3 separate regions of the Mus musculus genome follow, and regions 2 and 3 are each linked to region 1. Evidence: chromatin loops called from intact Hi-C (ENCODE). Cell type or tissue: gastrocnemius. All regions are shown on one strand.

Region 1 (5,000 bases):
TGTCAGGCCCGGTTGTTTGGATGATCCTGGAGCCACCTGTCACCCTTTGACCTGCCCCAACTTGATAGCAACGCTTCCTCAAAAGGGTTAATGTAACAGTTATCTAGAGAGAGCTTGAAAACTGTACCTGATTGAATCCTTCAGAAAATGTTTTAAAAATTTGTATACCCATATATATGCATAAAACCTTAAATAAGGGACAAATCACATCTGATTCAGGGAACCTTTATAGAGCGGCCTTTGATCTCCTTAGTGGCATGTATTTCCCACGGCCTGCGTCTTTGAGAGGGTCTTAGGGACTGCAGTCTTAGTGTGTGGCAGAGATGGGTTTGGGGGACATGGGAATGGCTCCTTGGCTTGGACCATGTATAGCTCTGGCCAGAGCGTAGCCCTGGTTCTCCATGCCCGTGATACCTCATGTGTTTGGGCACAGGGTGTCGCAGGAGAAAGGTGATCCTGATGTAGGACTCGTCCAGTCTACAGCCAACTTTAGTCCCTTAGGGGTGGTCTTGAGACATCCAGGGACTCTTCCTGGTGTATGTATCACCTATCCCCTAATCAGCCCTCAACTTCTTGGTGGCCCTCTGACTGGCTGTCTCTCCAGTTGTTATTCTAACCTTGAGTCCCACATATCTGTCCTCAGTTAACTTTAAGCTAGACATAGGTGACTGTTAGACCTCACAGAATGTCCTGACGAAGTAGGATAGACCTGCCTCTTCTTCTGCCCACTAGCATAAAAGATCAGCTGCTTGTTGGACGTAACAATGCCTGCAAGATCCTTTGGGGAGAGCCCCATGTGTAGGGAGGGACTTGCGGTTGGAAAACCCGAGTCCTTTATCATACTCTGACTTGGCTGAGACGGTCAAAGCCTTCGTCTCCCAGGGTTCCGGGTCCGCATCTCAGACCACTCTCTCAGACCCCTCTCCGCATGATTCTTCTGGCTGCCTGGTACCTTCTGTGTTCTTGGTACTGGCTACTTCTGTTCGTGGTCAGCTTAGTCTCTGAGCCAGGCAGGTGGAGGGACACCTGACTTGTGTCAGAGTGGTCACAAAGGGAGCTGAGTCCTTGATTCAGTCTCTCGCTGCATCGGGCATGACTTGGTGCTCAAACCTGACCGGGGCAATGCAGAAGAAAGGACAGACACACGGACAAGAAAGCCTCTGGCAGGCTGTGTTCTCTCTGATGGAGGACACGTAGGCAGTCTGGGAACTCAGGGTGTCGTAGGGTTTCTACTGATGTGACGAAACACCATGACCTACCCATGGTTTGCTCAGCCTGCTTTCTTATAGATCTTAGGACCACCTGCCCAGGGATGGCACCACCCACAGTGGGCTGGGCCCTCCCACATTGATCACTGTTTAAGAAAGTCCTGTACAGCATTGCCTACAGCCTTGTCTTATGGAAGCATATTCTCATTGGAGGCTCCTCTGATGAGTCTAGCTTGTGTCAAGCACCAAATAGCCAGACCAAGGGCTCTCTGTAGGGCAGCAGTCTCACGCTGCAGTCATCTGCAAGGCTGAAGGTGTAGTTGGTGGTTTCTGTACTCACTGATCAGTGGTAAGCACTGTACTTGGACCAGAAGCCTTTGCTGTTTCTGTGGGTCTGAGGCCTTGGGGTCCCCGATGCCCACCATGTGGACAATACACATTTACTGAGGACTTCGTACACAGCTCCATAGTCATCTCAGTGACCTGCTGGTTTCAGGGGCGCACGCACTGCCTGTGGGTGCTTTATGTATGGGTCACTGCAGTGCCTCTTGCCCCTGTCTCAGAAACAACTCGACACTTAGCCCAGGAACTGAGGTAGCTCTAAGTGCAATGAATGGTCCTGAAGAGACTAGACATCGCCATGACCGTCTTATGTACACACGGGCTGCCATACCATGTACAGGCTTGTAGCCCCAGGAGGTGGCATGGCCAGTGTCCCTGTGAGTGCTTTGCTGGTGGCAGCTCTCATCTTTCTGTTGGTACCTTGGGGACCAGCCCCCTTCCTGCTTCCCTGAGCTTATCTTCCTGTGGCAGACAAGATCTCTGCCTGGGAGGTGCTGGGCTCTGCAGCTGTGCTGTGGGGCTTCTGACTTATGTGTCCTCACCTCTTGCCCTGGGAAAAGGAGTGAGGCTGGTCTGGAGATACCCTGTCCCCGGCCAATAAACTCAGCTTTGTCCTATGGGATAGAGGGTCTTGCCTGTGCAATCCTCCCGTGAAGTGGCCTGTGGTTCCCCTGCCTGCTCATTTGGCCGGTGTGGAAGGAGTTGTGGCAGACAGCATGAAGCAGTCTTTCTCCCACCCCCATCCTGCACGTGGTGTGTTACCTGGTGTGCAGAAGGCTTGAGCTGGTACAGTGAGCCTGGTCGTGCTGCTGCCTGGCAGATGGTCACAGTATGCTGTCTGGGGCCGCCTTTGCTGACCTTGGGCACGAAGCTAGAACGTGACCGTGTGCTGTTCAGAGAAGAAAGTCTGCAAGCACACATTTAGATTTTATTTCCAGTTCTCTGTGCCCGCACACTAGAAGACCGCAGAAAACAAACCAATCCGTTTTCCAGATTATCATCTGGACTCTAGCTCCGAGCCGTGGGCAGGCTGAGGCAAGTCCTGCAGAGGAGGAGAGCAGAGCCAGGTGGGGGAGGCTGTGAGAAGCACGGAAACCACCCCACCAGTCGCTCTCGATCATGGGGCAAAGGCCACTGGGAGGCGTGGGGGAAAGAGGTCATTAAGAGCCCTAGGCAGGGTGAGGTGGCCCCAGGAAACCCAGAGTGCACTCCATGGTCTCCTCAGGCATCATGACAGGCTCCTGCCCCATTGGTTGGTTGTATCTTTTCAGACCCTGACCTCCCCTGTGCTTAGCAGAGTGTGAATGTGCGTTTTCAGGCTCCCCCTCCTATGAGCAGCAGGCCTCTGTGACTCTGGCCAGCAGAGGGCAGCAGAACCTCATTTCCTTCCTAGGTCCTGGGGCAGGGGACCTCAGCAAGCGACTTCCTTCTGTGTGTGGAACCCTCAGAGGAGGAGTTTCTTTAGGAATTGTTTAGAAGACTGCTGTGAAGTCAGAGCTATGGCAGCCAGTAGGATGTGCATCACCGTCTCTATTCCACTCCCAGGCTTAGCCTTTGCACAGAGCAGGGAGTCACGGGAACAAGCTCTAGGAGCAAGTCACAGCATGAGTTGACCTTGGCTGCCGTGTTGTGTGTGTGCTGGCTGCTGAGCTGTGGGGTGCTAGGCTGACATACTGGTGGACAAATCTTGTAGAGATGCCAAACACCATGTTGACAAACACGGTCCAGTAACTCTTTCTGTGTGTCCCTTCCAGTGACATTCCTTGGGTCCTCAGTTACCTAGTTGTGGAGTGTGATGCGGAAGTGATTGTATGTGCCAGCCGGGAGCCAGCCGGGGCCTGGTTCTGTCCTTCCTGCAGCTTTAGTATATAAGGTGCCATGACCTATCAGATTCTCTTTCCAGAGCTTGAGCTTAACAGCTGGCCTAAGTTAGTAAGGAAACAAGGCTGCATCTGTAATTGGGACAGGGACATGTTCCAAATAGCAGAACGGGCCACACTTTCATCAGGCTAAAGCTGCCTGTTTTAAGGCCATATAAACAGTTTAAACACGCAGTAGCAGAACATGTAGTAGAATATGTGTGTGGGCTCACCAGCCAACCACACTGCCTGTGTGCCTCCTGTGCTCTGCAGTGAGTGGACCATGTTGAGTGCCCACCTCTACCCAGCAGGAATTGCCCTTCTGTGCTGGTGGTCCGGCCCAGAACTCTTGTGGGACTATTATCTCTAGGCCCCAGGAGATTGGACCTGGTGTATAGGGCTCTTGGGGTCCTGGCATGCTGAGTCTTGAGGATACTTGGATACGGCTCCTTCTCCGTGTCCTGCTAGAGGCCTGGCCTTAGCTCTGTAAGTACAAAGCCAGCCCTGTAGCAGAGGCTTGACCATTAGGGCCCTGCCTCTACTTGGAGTTGTATGAAAAGGGATAAGCATCAGCAGGGACACCTGACCCTGCCTTGGTGACCTGCTAAGCCTGGTCTAGTGTGGGTCCTGTGTGTGACATCACGTGGGGCCTACTGCATGCTCCATTGTTCAGAGCCGCATGCCCATTTGATTTCAGGACCCACCTGGTCCTTCAGCCTTTGGGTACTCAGAGAATTGTCTCTGTGCTGTATCCCAGGCCACCTCACCTGACGATAGGTAGCTTCAAGGAGGTGCCATTTTTTGGGGGGGGGGAGGGTCTTGGCAACCCCAGGGACATTGTACGGTTTTCCTGGCCCGTTGGTACCCAGATGCCTTCCTGAGCCACTGCCCCTGTCCACAGTCAGGAGGCAGAGAGCAATGGATACTGTGTTCAACTCACTCTCTCCTTTTCTGCAGTCCAGGGCTCCAGGCCATGGGTGGAAGGCTCTGCCTGTATTTAGGGTAATTCCTCCCACCTCATTTAGCCTCATTAGACAATCCCTCACAGATACCTAGCCCTTCCTCCTTTTTACAGTTTAACTGCATGTCTTATTACTAGTCTGTGTGTGTAGTGCATATATGTGTATGTGCACAAGAGCAAGCCTCATGTGTTTCGAGGTCACACAGCAGTGTGAGAGAGTTGACTGTTGCTGTCTGCTGGTGCAGGGTTCAAACACTGTCAGGCTTGAGCACTAATACTGCCCAAGCTCTCCAGCCCACTGCCTTTTATTCTGAAACCCATTCTCTCACCCGGGTGCACACGGCTTTTCCAGTGCTGCTTATCTGAGCTATTTTGTCACAGTACTAGAAAGCTGACCAACACAGAATGCTTGCCCCTCTCCCTCCGCGCTGTGACTATTGAGCATCCTGGGAGGGCTGCTGGTTACATCTCCATCTCTCTCTGGCACTGGGAAATCCTGATGCAGGACTGAGGTCACTGCTGTTCTCACCCTTCCTGTCTGTCCAGTAGTCTTGCTTTCAGCCTGGTCCATGGTGGTTGGTTTAGGTCTCACTTTGTTGCAAATTTTATTTTAAACATTTTGCTCATCCT
Region 2 (5,000 bases), 230 kb after region 1:
GGGTACCAACGGATATAAGATGACATCTGGCCGTTCTACTCAGCAGAGGGAACAGCTGGAAGTTATCCAATCACCTGGAGTGAACTGGGGTTTTCATACTTGTCCCTGGGCATGGTCTCCAAAGATATTTTCCTTGTATGTCCTCATGTTTGCCTGGGGACTGTTGAGCTTTATCTTCAGAAATGCTCCGGCTTCAAGTCTGAGTCTTAGAATAAGACAGAGGGACTGTGAGTGCTAGAGCTTCGGAGTATATGGCAGGGTAGAAGAAACATTCGCTTTTACAGGCAACCAGCCAAGCTCATTGCATGTTAGTCTTCATCAAAACACTCCTCCAGTGATAAGTTTACGTGAAAAACTGAGTAGCGGCTGGCCTGCGTTAGGACAGCAGAGGGGACAGACAATATGCCTTTTATTCCATACTAATCACTATCAGATAGTTACAGCTTTCCCCCACCCCCTCAAAAGCAGCCTTCAATTCTCTGCACAGCCTTCAATGTTCTGCAGAGTACCTAAGCAACTGTTAACCTGTGTCAGGATCTGTTAGAGTTACTAGGAAGCACACAATACATGGCTCAGCCCCGTGGCCTCCAAAATGCTGAGGTCAGCCATGAGCAGGTAAAGCCTGCTTAATTACTTTCCTTCTGCAGTAATGACTCTCAGTTGGCTTTGTTACTCGTGTGGTGTCTTGAAAGGGACTAGTCTATGAATATTCTGGCCTTGGAGTCTGACTTGGTGTTTGATGACAAAGCTATCCAATGCTTGCTTTTAGTTGGAAAACAGGTCAAAGGGCCAGTGTGGACTTGTGGTGGTCTCCTCCTGTCTCAGTGAGAGAAACAGCAGTAGCAAGAAATATTTTCAGAGCTGAGGGACATGCTGAGTGCCTGCCTGCCTGCCTGCCTGGAGGAACAGGGCTGTGTGTGCCTTTGCTGCCAGGTGCTCACAACCAGGGCCTCTCACTCTGAATGGAAATGCCTGAGAATCCCAGGAGGCAGGCACTGCATAGGAGAAGAGATGGAGGGCCCTGTTAAAGCAAGTACAGGTGGCCATGGTGACATATGCGAAAGAGAAACAATCAGTGGAAGAACACAGAGCCCTGTTGCTAACTGATCGTCCTCAGCTGCTCTTTGACAAAGGAACAAAGGTTGCTAACACAAAATAACAAATGGTGCAGAAGCAACTGGACACCCACATATAAAACAGAATCTAGACATAAACCATAAAAGTACTGAACTCCTGAGGTAGGGGGAACAGGAGAAAACTTAGATCTTGGTTCTGGGATGACTTTAGACCTGAGTTGATCTCAGGAACCCACACGGAAGAAGGGGAGACCTGAGCAGTGCCCCTCAGGTGGAGATGTGAGAGGGAAAATGTTTTCCTTTGCCCTTTCATTGGCCTCGAATTTACTTCCTCTCACTTAGTTATGTTACTGTCTCCCTGGCTTTGGGCAGAGTGCCAAGCAGTAGAAATGGTAAATTCTGGTAACAACAGCAGCTTTATTTATAATTGCCCCAAACTGAAGGGGCCAACAAGCCCTTCAGTAGACAAATGGATGTATACGTTAATGCATCCAGGCGAAAGGACATGAATTAGTGGTGAAAGACACAAGCTTTCAAGTCCTGAGAAGGTGAGGAAGAGCCTCAAGTGACAGGCTGGTCTCAAAAGGCTGCACACTGCATCACCATGATATTTCCAGCAACACAAAAACCATGGGAACAGCAGGACGGTCCTTGGGATTCCAGAACTAGGTGAAGCGCACAAGCCCCTGACCATATAGCTTGGTTGTGCTGGCCACAGGGAGAGAAACTATATATATGAGTGAATTTATATATATGTGTGTGTATGTGTGTGCGTGTGTATATATACATATATATATGAGTGAATTTATCTATAGTTTGGCAAAACTCAGGGAAGAAATTCCCAGTTTGTTTCTGCCTTGCCTACAACAGTATTACAACTTCAGAAAAGTTGAAACAGAAGCCAGAAAGCGTGCATGTGCACAGAAGACCATGGGGACAGATTACCATACCCAGAGGCAAATTTTTTCAGGGGTCGGGGTCACCATATTCATTCCCAAGGTACAATTTCCTGTTGAGATTCTAAACACTAAACCCCCAGCAGAATCTCCCCCATCCATTTCTCGCCCAGTGCGTTGGAACACTGTCTCCTAGTTGTCTGTTATTTGATTGATATGTGGAGTCCAGGAACATGAGTTCAGAAAAGGAACCACTCTCCTGTGCCTACCAAGACCAAGAGCAGGGGAATCGAGGCAGAAAGGTAAGCAACAGCGCCACCTAGTGGAGGGATAGTAACATGCACAAGCACCTCCACGATCCTTGGGACTCTAGTTCTTGATTTTGGTAGGGTGTTCAGATCTTGCGCTTTTCCTGACAGCATTACTGATTACTTACTCTGTGGCAATGGGATGGCATGACCTGGGCCAGTTTGGTGACATCTAGGGAGGAAAGGCAGTGTAAAAATACCCCCTCTACCAACTCTGAGTGTAGAGGAGGTGGAGAGATGACTCAGCTGATAATCAGGAGCATTTGCAGCTCCTGCAGAGGACCCAGGTCCAGTTCCCAGTACACAGTGGTTCACAATCATCTGTAACTCCAGTTCCAGGGGCTCCGACACCGTCTTCTGGCTGCTGTACATAGCAGGCTCATACATGGTGCACATACATACATGCAGGCAAAACATGCATTCACATGAAGACAGAGAAGACCTGTGCACTAAATTTTGATCTTGGGAAATCCTATAAGTATCTTTTTTGGTATAATCAGCTTAAAACATACATATCTTGTTCTATGGTTATAAACAGGTAATGGTTTAGAACATTCATAACTTTGCTTATAGCTTTACTTATAACAAAAGCACAATCCATAGACTGATATAGAGTACCCTGGGCTGGAGAGATGGCTCAGGGGTTAAGAGCACTGGCTGCTCTTCCAGAGGTCCTGAGTTCAATTCCCAGCAACCACATGGTAGCTCACAACCATCTGTAACGGGATCTGGTGCCCTCTTCTGGCCTGCAGGCATACATGCAGGTAGAGCACTATACATAATAAATAAATAAAGCTTACATTTTAAAAAATTTCCTAGGAATCATAAACTTTCCTGTTAGCACTTTTAGTTCTATTAGCTGTTAGTTCTTTTTACCTATTAAAGCTTAGGATATGGAAAAAAATTAATTTTTTTTGAAATTCAAAATTCTAGTAATGTCTTAATACTTAAACTCTTTGGAATTCAGCATGCACGTGCACTTAGCACATAGTCTTATCTGTAAATCTTTAAGTAAATATTAACTCTGTATACCAGATAGAGCGGATACCATCCTATGTGACAGACTCTGCAGCCAGACACCAAAAACATGCCTGGAGGATGAAAAGCCTAAAAACCTTTGTCTTAAACCCTGTTAAGTTTTTCTACAAAATCATTTTTCTAATTTTCAAATTGTGTTGTGTGTGTGTGTGTGTGTGTGTGTGTGTGTGTGTGTGTGCATGAATCTGTGTGTGCCTGTGTGTATTTGGACACATGTCACAGCCTGTCCATGCGGGACTCAGGACAACCTTGTTAGGTTAGTTTTTTCCTTTCCACCTTACTGTGGGTTCTGGGAGTCACACTTTGTAGCTCAGTAAATGCTTTTACTGGTTTGATAGTTCATGAAGTGGTCTTAATTCCTAGAGCCTCATTATAAAGCTATTTGTTTGCTACTGAGAACAGGTCCTCCTTCAAAGTGAATCCATTACTGTCCCTTCTCAGAGGACCTTAGATGACAATGGTTTTAGTAGAACTGTCACCAACTAGCCCTTCTCCCTATCCTCTCCGGACAGACTACAAGGAGAAATGGCTCTCTACGGAGTCTGAGAGAGAGAGAGAGAGAGAGAGAGAGAGAGAGAGAGAGAGAGAGAGAAGAAGAAGAAGAAGGAGGAGGAGGAGGAGGAGGAGGAGGAGGAGGAGGAGGAGGAGGAGGAGGAGGAGGAGGAGGAGAAGGAGGAGGAGGAGGAGGAGGAGTCTGTCAAGTTTGCCCCTCACAGAGTTGATTGCCCCAGACGTACCCAGACGTACCTCTGGCTCTTCAACAGTGCTCTGGGTCTTACATCCTCTGATGGAGGGTTGTATCTCCCTTGGGTACTCAGGTGGCTAAAAGAGCATCTGGGCTTTCCCTGGCTGCACCAAGGTACCCAGGTCAGACAAGAGAGGCACCTGACCTCCCAGGCCAAGTGCCTGGTGGCCCACAGCATGTCCAAGCTAGGGAGCTGTGAGGTATGCAAGATTTGTGCAGATGAGGGTGGAAGGTGGCCTTTGCTGCTAGGGGCAGGGGGTCAGTGTTGTTATAGACTATGGACACTTGGGTGACAGTTAAGGTGTTAGGTTTGGATGAGGGTGAGCCACCCTATCTACATCTTCTCTAACTCTTGCCCACACCATTCTCTACCCCCAGCCCTCAACACCCCAGAACAAAGCCAGCTTATACAGGGATGTAGAGCTTTAGTATCAGGGAGAGGATTGAGTTCCCAGGGAAGAACTCAGTGGAGCCCATGTTAAGGTCTGTGTTGGATGGTAAATGTATCCTAAGGGCACCAGGCCCAGGTTTGTCCCCAAACCAGTATCACCAATCCTTCACTTTTTTCTCTGTGCATTGATGCCCAAGTTCTACCTCAGCCTCCACAGGAGGTTCTGAGATGCCTTCCACACATGTCTACCTTCCTCCTTCCCTGTTGTGAACATTCATATGGGTCTTCCTAAATGATGCAGGCAGGGCTACCTCAGTGTGTGACTGTCGATGATTCCATGGGGTGGGGGGAACGCCGAGCTTGGGGGCTCAGGGGAGAGGGGTGTGGGGTGGAGACAATGATGAGCATATTGTGTTCTTCTGTATGCCCGGTGCTCTGAGTAGTCCTTTACAAAAGCCTGTCTCATCCAACGTTACATCAGGCTGTGGCGTCCGTGTGTCCTTCTGTGGAGGGCTCTGTGAACTCCAGATGTGACTCGCAAGGTCG
Region 3 (5,000 bases), 370 kb before region 1:
TATATGTGAGATTGTCAAAACTAAACATTGTGGGTACCTGTCAATCAAAGAGTGGGCCCAAGTAGAAGCCCTTCCTCCCTTTCTTACCTTCCTGGACCACAGCCAGGAAGTCTGTGTGCTGCCTTGCCATGATCCCCCTTGCATCTTTATAGCCGTGCATCCCCATGAACACACAGTACCTGTGTGACCTGTGATGCGACAGCTATCAACCTTACATTTACTTGACTGTTGGCCTTAGAGTCTTTTCTTGGAAGAGTCTAAATTCCCTCAGTATTTTCTCTCTCAGGCTGAGGAGTACCTGGCACTCAGGAGGGGTGGCGAATATCTCTAATAGCTCTTAAGGAATAAAGAGCCCAGTTCCTGCTGCATTCTAGATTGGTAACCACACTGGGTCTAGCCTGAAGCTCAACCCTGTGACTCGGCTGTCACTGTCGGGACAGTGTAGCTGCAGCTGAGGTTTTCTTAGAGGTAGTGAGAGTCCTCCCAGAGGAACGCCACGAGGGCGGGGACAACTCTGCCTTCTCAGTGCTGAGGTGGTGGCCCTGCAGAGCAGGTGGGTCAGGATCTAGCAGCGCATGGTGGGAGGGGACACCTGTCTGAGGTCCTGGACCTCCCTGATGCTCATGCGTGTGTCATGACAGACAAACCATTTCTCCTTGTGGAGGTGCTGGGCCTTCTCTTGGGGAACTCACATCGCTAGACTTTTCTCTCTTTTAAAAAAAAGATTTATTTATTTATTTATTTATTATATGTAAGTACACTGTAGCTGTCTTCAGACACACCAGAAGAGGGTGTCAGGTCTTATTATGGATGGTTGTGAGCCACCATTTGGTTGCTGGGATTTGAACTCAGGACCTTCGGAAGAGCAGTCAGTCCTCTTAACTCCTGAGCCATCTCTCCAGCCCCTAGGCTTTTCTTGAAAGAAGAAAGCAGCCACAGATACAGGGCCAGCCACAGCGATGGTCCTCATTATCATGTCTACCTGCTCTGGATAAGTGTCCTGGGAGGAAGTTGGGGATGACCCCGGCAGGCCTTTCCTGTGTCACCCACCCATCAACTCACTCTGCCCTTGCAACCACCTGGTTGGTACCTGCAGGTGGGGATGTCCTGGAACTTGACAAAGGTCTGAGCGGTGATGTTCAGCTCGTAGATAACAGAGCTGAGGACATAGGAGTCATTTTGTGCCTGCATCTGCACATCGTAGCTGTGACTGTTTGCCACTGCAAGGAAGATCCTCTCGCCAATGTGGAAGACCTCCCAGTCTGCGGCGCCGAATGTCTGGAGCAAATGAAAAGCGGTGGAGGAGGCCCGGTGAGGATGGCTCCCATCCCAAGCCACTAATATCATCACCACTATGCCCGGTGACCTAGAGCCAGCTCTTCCACCGAAGCCACCTGGCTGCCATCCTTTTACCAAGACTCCAAAACAGAGTTCCTCTGCCTGTTTGCTCCAAAGGTCACTCAGTCCCATGAGGTGTGAGGTGGTGGAAGGAGTGGGCTGGAGACATTCACAATCCTGGTCCAGGAGGAGGCCCTGAGCAAGAGGGAATGTCACTAGGAAAGCCCTAGTAAGTATGTGACTACCTAAGAAGACAGAGGGACAGGAGGCCAGGACATAGGGAGGAACATGCTAGCCTGTATGGGGGTCTAAGGTTGAGGATAGTGCTCTACCAGTGGTCAGGAACCCCAAGCCACAGCCAGGGGCTCTGCAGTCTTAGCTCCTGCTCAAGTCTATATCTTCTGCCCTGAGCTACACAAAGAGAAGAAGCTGCCTTGTGGAGGTGAGGGGTGGAGCCTGTGGCAAGAGGAAGAGCTAGATCAGGAACTACTGTCCATCTGAGAGCCGAGGCTGCCACCGTATGGTCTCAGGGCCTCAACAGAAAGGCTGCCCAGGAGCGAGGAAGGTGGAGGGCACAGAACTCAGGCTTGGAACTAAAAGCAGAATATAGACACAGCAAAGCAAAAGCTAGAACCTAACTTCCAGAGGCCAATGGGACCAACAGCTAATTGTTAGAAGCTCAACTCTCCTCTGAGGGTGAAAACAGCACATGCAACTGCTATAAGGAATCATCATGTCTACTAGCCAGTGACACAAGTCCTATGGGGACAGGGGTGAACCCTGCATTTGGGTACAGTTGATTCCTGCTGGAATGTTCATTAGGTGATTCCCCTATGTCTCAGGATAACACCTTGGGCCAGCATCTGTTGGGATTCTCAGTGAACAATGGGGACCTGAACCCAGGACAGGAATGTTCAAGCCACACAGCCAGCAGCTGCTTCTCTGAGCAAGGCAGGCTATCCTGGGGCTGATCCAGGTTGTCCTAGCTGGGTACAGAGTGAGCCATGCTGTAGATTGTGCTCCAGACAAGTCAGTCACATGCCCTTGCTTCAACTGAGCAGAGAAGTCTCCTGCTTGAAGGGCATCTTGCACAGCCAGTGTAGGAAATGGCTCTGGGATTTCCATGTGTGTGTTCATATGTGCAGGTATACATACATATGTGTGCACGTGTGTGTGGAGGTCAGAGGTCGACCTCAAGTAGTATCACCCAGTAACCATTTGCTTTGTTATTTTCTGAGAGAGGATCTCTCTGTAGGACTTGGGGTTCATCAATTAAGCTATCGGTCAGCCCCAGAGATCGCTCTTCTCTGTCTCTCTAGAATTTAAGATTACAAGCATTTGTTTACTTACTACATGCCTAACTGTTGTTGTTATTGTTTTCAAGACAGGGTTTCTCTATGTAGCCCTGGCTGTCCTGGAACTCACTCTGCAGACCAGGATGTCCTCAAACTCAGAGATCCCTCTGCCTCTGCCTCCCAGTGCTGGGATGAAAGGCACGCGCCACCGCTGGCCTGCTTACTCCTAACTTTTTAACCAGGGTTCTAGGGACCAATTGGTAGATAAGCACTTTACCTACTGAATCATCTTCACAGCCTTCCTCTGGAGGTTATTATTATTATTATTGTTATTATTATTATTATTATTATTATTAAACCTGCCCTCAGTATAGGTCAGTTAACTCCTTGTCTGCACACTACCCAAGAGGCCTTATTCCTTGGATGTTCACAGTCTGGCAGGCCAGCAGAACGTAACAGCATTCTCTCCACAGACAACAGAGGGCGCCAATACCCGCTGAGCTCAGCTGCCCAGGTAGTGGGGCAAGAACCAGCTGGGAATCCAAAGAGGAGGCAGCTGGGAGACTGATCCAGAATGAGCTTGAGACGCCTGCGAGGCATAAGATTCACCTGAGGGATGAGACTCTGGAGGACAAGAGGTCCAGGAGCCCTGGGTCACAAAGCCTGGGGCAGGGCGGAGACTTTCTGGATCAGCCTACCTTCTCACAGGGCTGTGTCCAACTGTTGGGACCAGTCCCAGGACTACTCCAGTTAACCCGCAGCACCTTCAGACTGCCAGACCCCCACCCAAGCAGGGCAGAACACAGGTAGTGCCCTGAATGCCACCATATTGTTTCTTGTAAGTTAAGTGCTGAGAAAATAGTCCCTGCCGATGACATACATGTTACATCCCTGCAGGCATACACACTCACAAACACACAGGTGCACTCTCATGCTCACAGCACATGTGTACATGTATGTATATGCACAGGAATCTGTGTGTGCACATACACAGGAATATGTCCACACACGTGTATGACACATACACAATGTCTGTGTGCACAGACACAAATGTATGCGCACACCTGAAAGTGTGTGTCTGAACATGTGTATAGGCAGGTGCCTGTGTGAATGTATATACACACCCATGCAGTATGCATCTCCCTCAGGATCACCAAGGCTTCCTTTTCAGCTCTGAACTGCTTGCTGTCTGCTCACCTGCAGTAATGGGGCCTGAAGGTTGCACAGGAAGTCCTGGTCATGGCTGTTCTGTGCCACCCCAAGGTAGCAGGAGGCTCTCCTGGACCTGTGTGAGAGGTGTCACCTTCCTGCTGGGGCCAGGCCAGCCCCAGGGAGCAGCTAAGTGTCTTTCCTGCCACTCAGAAGCCCAGAGCTGGGGGTGGAGCTTTGGCAGTGCAGAAGAGTGGCCGAAGTGTAGGGGAAGAAGAGGGAGTCAGTGGGTGGGAAGGCCGGAAAGGGTTTCAGGAAAGCAAAACTAAAGGGACACCAGGAGCATGTGGGGAGCAGAGGTGAAGGAAGCCACTATGGAGAGCCCATGGGGAGACAGAGACAGCTTTGGGGCACAGAAAGGGCAGAAGCTAATGTATGTCAGGAGTCCTTCCTCATGGGGTATGTGAGGCTCACCCCACTGGGCAGGTGCTGGGTCAGGGGCTTCAGTCACCTCTTGGAGAGCCTGCTGTGTCCCTAAGAGAGACACAAAGCCTGCTGTGTGCTCAGGTAGGTGGGGCTCAGAGGCAGCTCAAGCTCCTGTCCTCTCTTTGAGCCAGGTGGGCCAGGGCCAGGGTGCTGACTTAGAAAATGTGGGTAACCCCCAATATCAAGTACTTGAGAAATGATATTCTATTCTCCCTTTATCCCTCACAATAGTTGGGATATAATCCTATAAAAAATTTCTTTTCATTTATCTAAGATTCACGTTGTCCATGGTTCCTTGGGAGTGTCTGACAGGGACTGGTGGAGACCTGCAGGGACCCAGTCAACTCAATCTCGGAACCCTTAGCTGGCCAGGTGGCTGGCTCACAGCTAACTAGTCACTGGCTGCAAGGATTCCCAGGGCCAGCTACCAGACCACCCCCTCCAGGCCCCAAGTTCTCACTACCCCCACTACAAGCCCCTCCCACTCAAAGGTGAAAGGGCAGCCACAGGCTAGATCGGGCGCTGTAGCTTAGATTGCTCCTGGTGCTGGAGCCCAGACAGTCAGATACCCTCTGGGCTAGAATGCCTTCCCTCTCTCTTAGAGGAATTCCCCCCAGAGAGCTGCCTGCTGTCCAAGCATTTGGGTGTGTGCCACCAGAGTACCTTGGCAGGATAATGGCACTTCCAGGAGCTGCTGCCAGGAACACCTGGCATCCCACAGCTCCCATTAGG

The links. A loop is a pair of places that touch in the nucleus more often than their neighbours do. Peaks named below come from ENCODE experiments on the same cell type or tissue, not always from the same donor. Only the 100,000 strongest peaks of a DNase experiment are listed, where the experiment ranks them.
Region 2: a loop joins it to region 1, with 10 times the contacts of the local background. A loop is called at or near these places in 36 of 42 quality-filtered maps.
Region 3: a loop joins it to region 1, with 2.9 times the contacts of the local background. A loop is called at or near these places in 10 of 42 quality-filtered maps.

The regions. Positions count from the first base shown.
Region 1 is chr10:77,507,758-77,512,757 of GRCm38, reverse strand. The region is part of intron 2 of Fam207a (family with sequence similarity 207, member A); the gene reads left to right. Among named protein-coding and RNA genes, the nearest start is that of Fam207a, 5.6 kb to the left of the region's middle. In gastrocnemius, a CTCF peak has its summit at 2,912 (motif pointing right); DNase peaks (open chromatin) are centred at 2,322 and 2,910; H3K27ac peaks cover 2,138 bases.
Region 2 is chr10:77,280,303-77,285,302 of GRCm38, reverse strand. No RefSeq gene overlaps it. Among named protein-coding and RNA genes, the nearest start is that of Pofut2, 24 kb to the right of the region's middle. In gastrocnemius, CTCF peaks have their summits at 2,298 (motif pointing left) and 3,034 (motif pointing left); a DNase peak (open chromatin) is centred at 2,278.
Region 3 is chr10:77,877,340-77,882,339 of GRCm38, reverse strand. It overlaps Tspear (thrombospondin type laminin G domain and EAR repeats), which reads right to left. Exons shown (of 12, transcript NM_001287074.1): 10 at 1,091-1,278. Among named protein-coding and RNA genes, the nearest start is that of 1700009J07Rik, 14 kb to the left of the region's middle. In gastrocnemius, a CTCF peak has its summit at 3,111 (motif pointing right); a DNase peak (open chromatin) is centred at 3,134.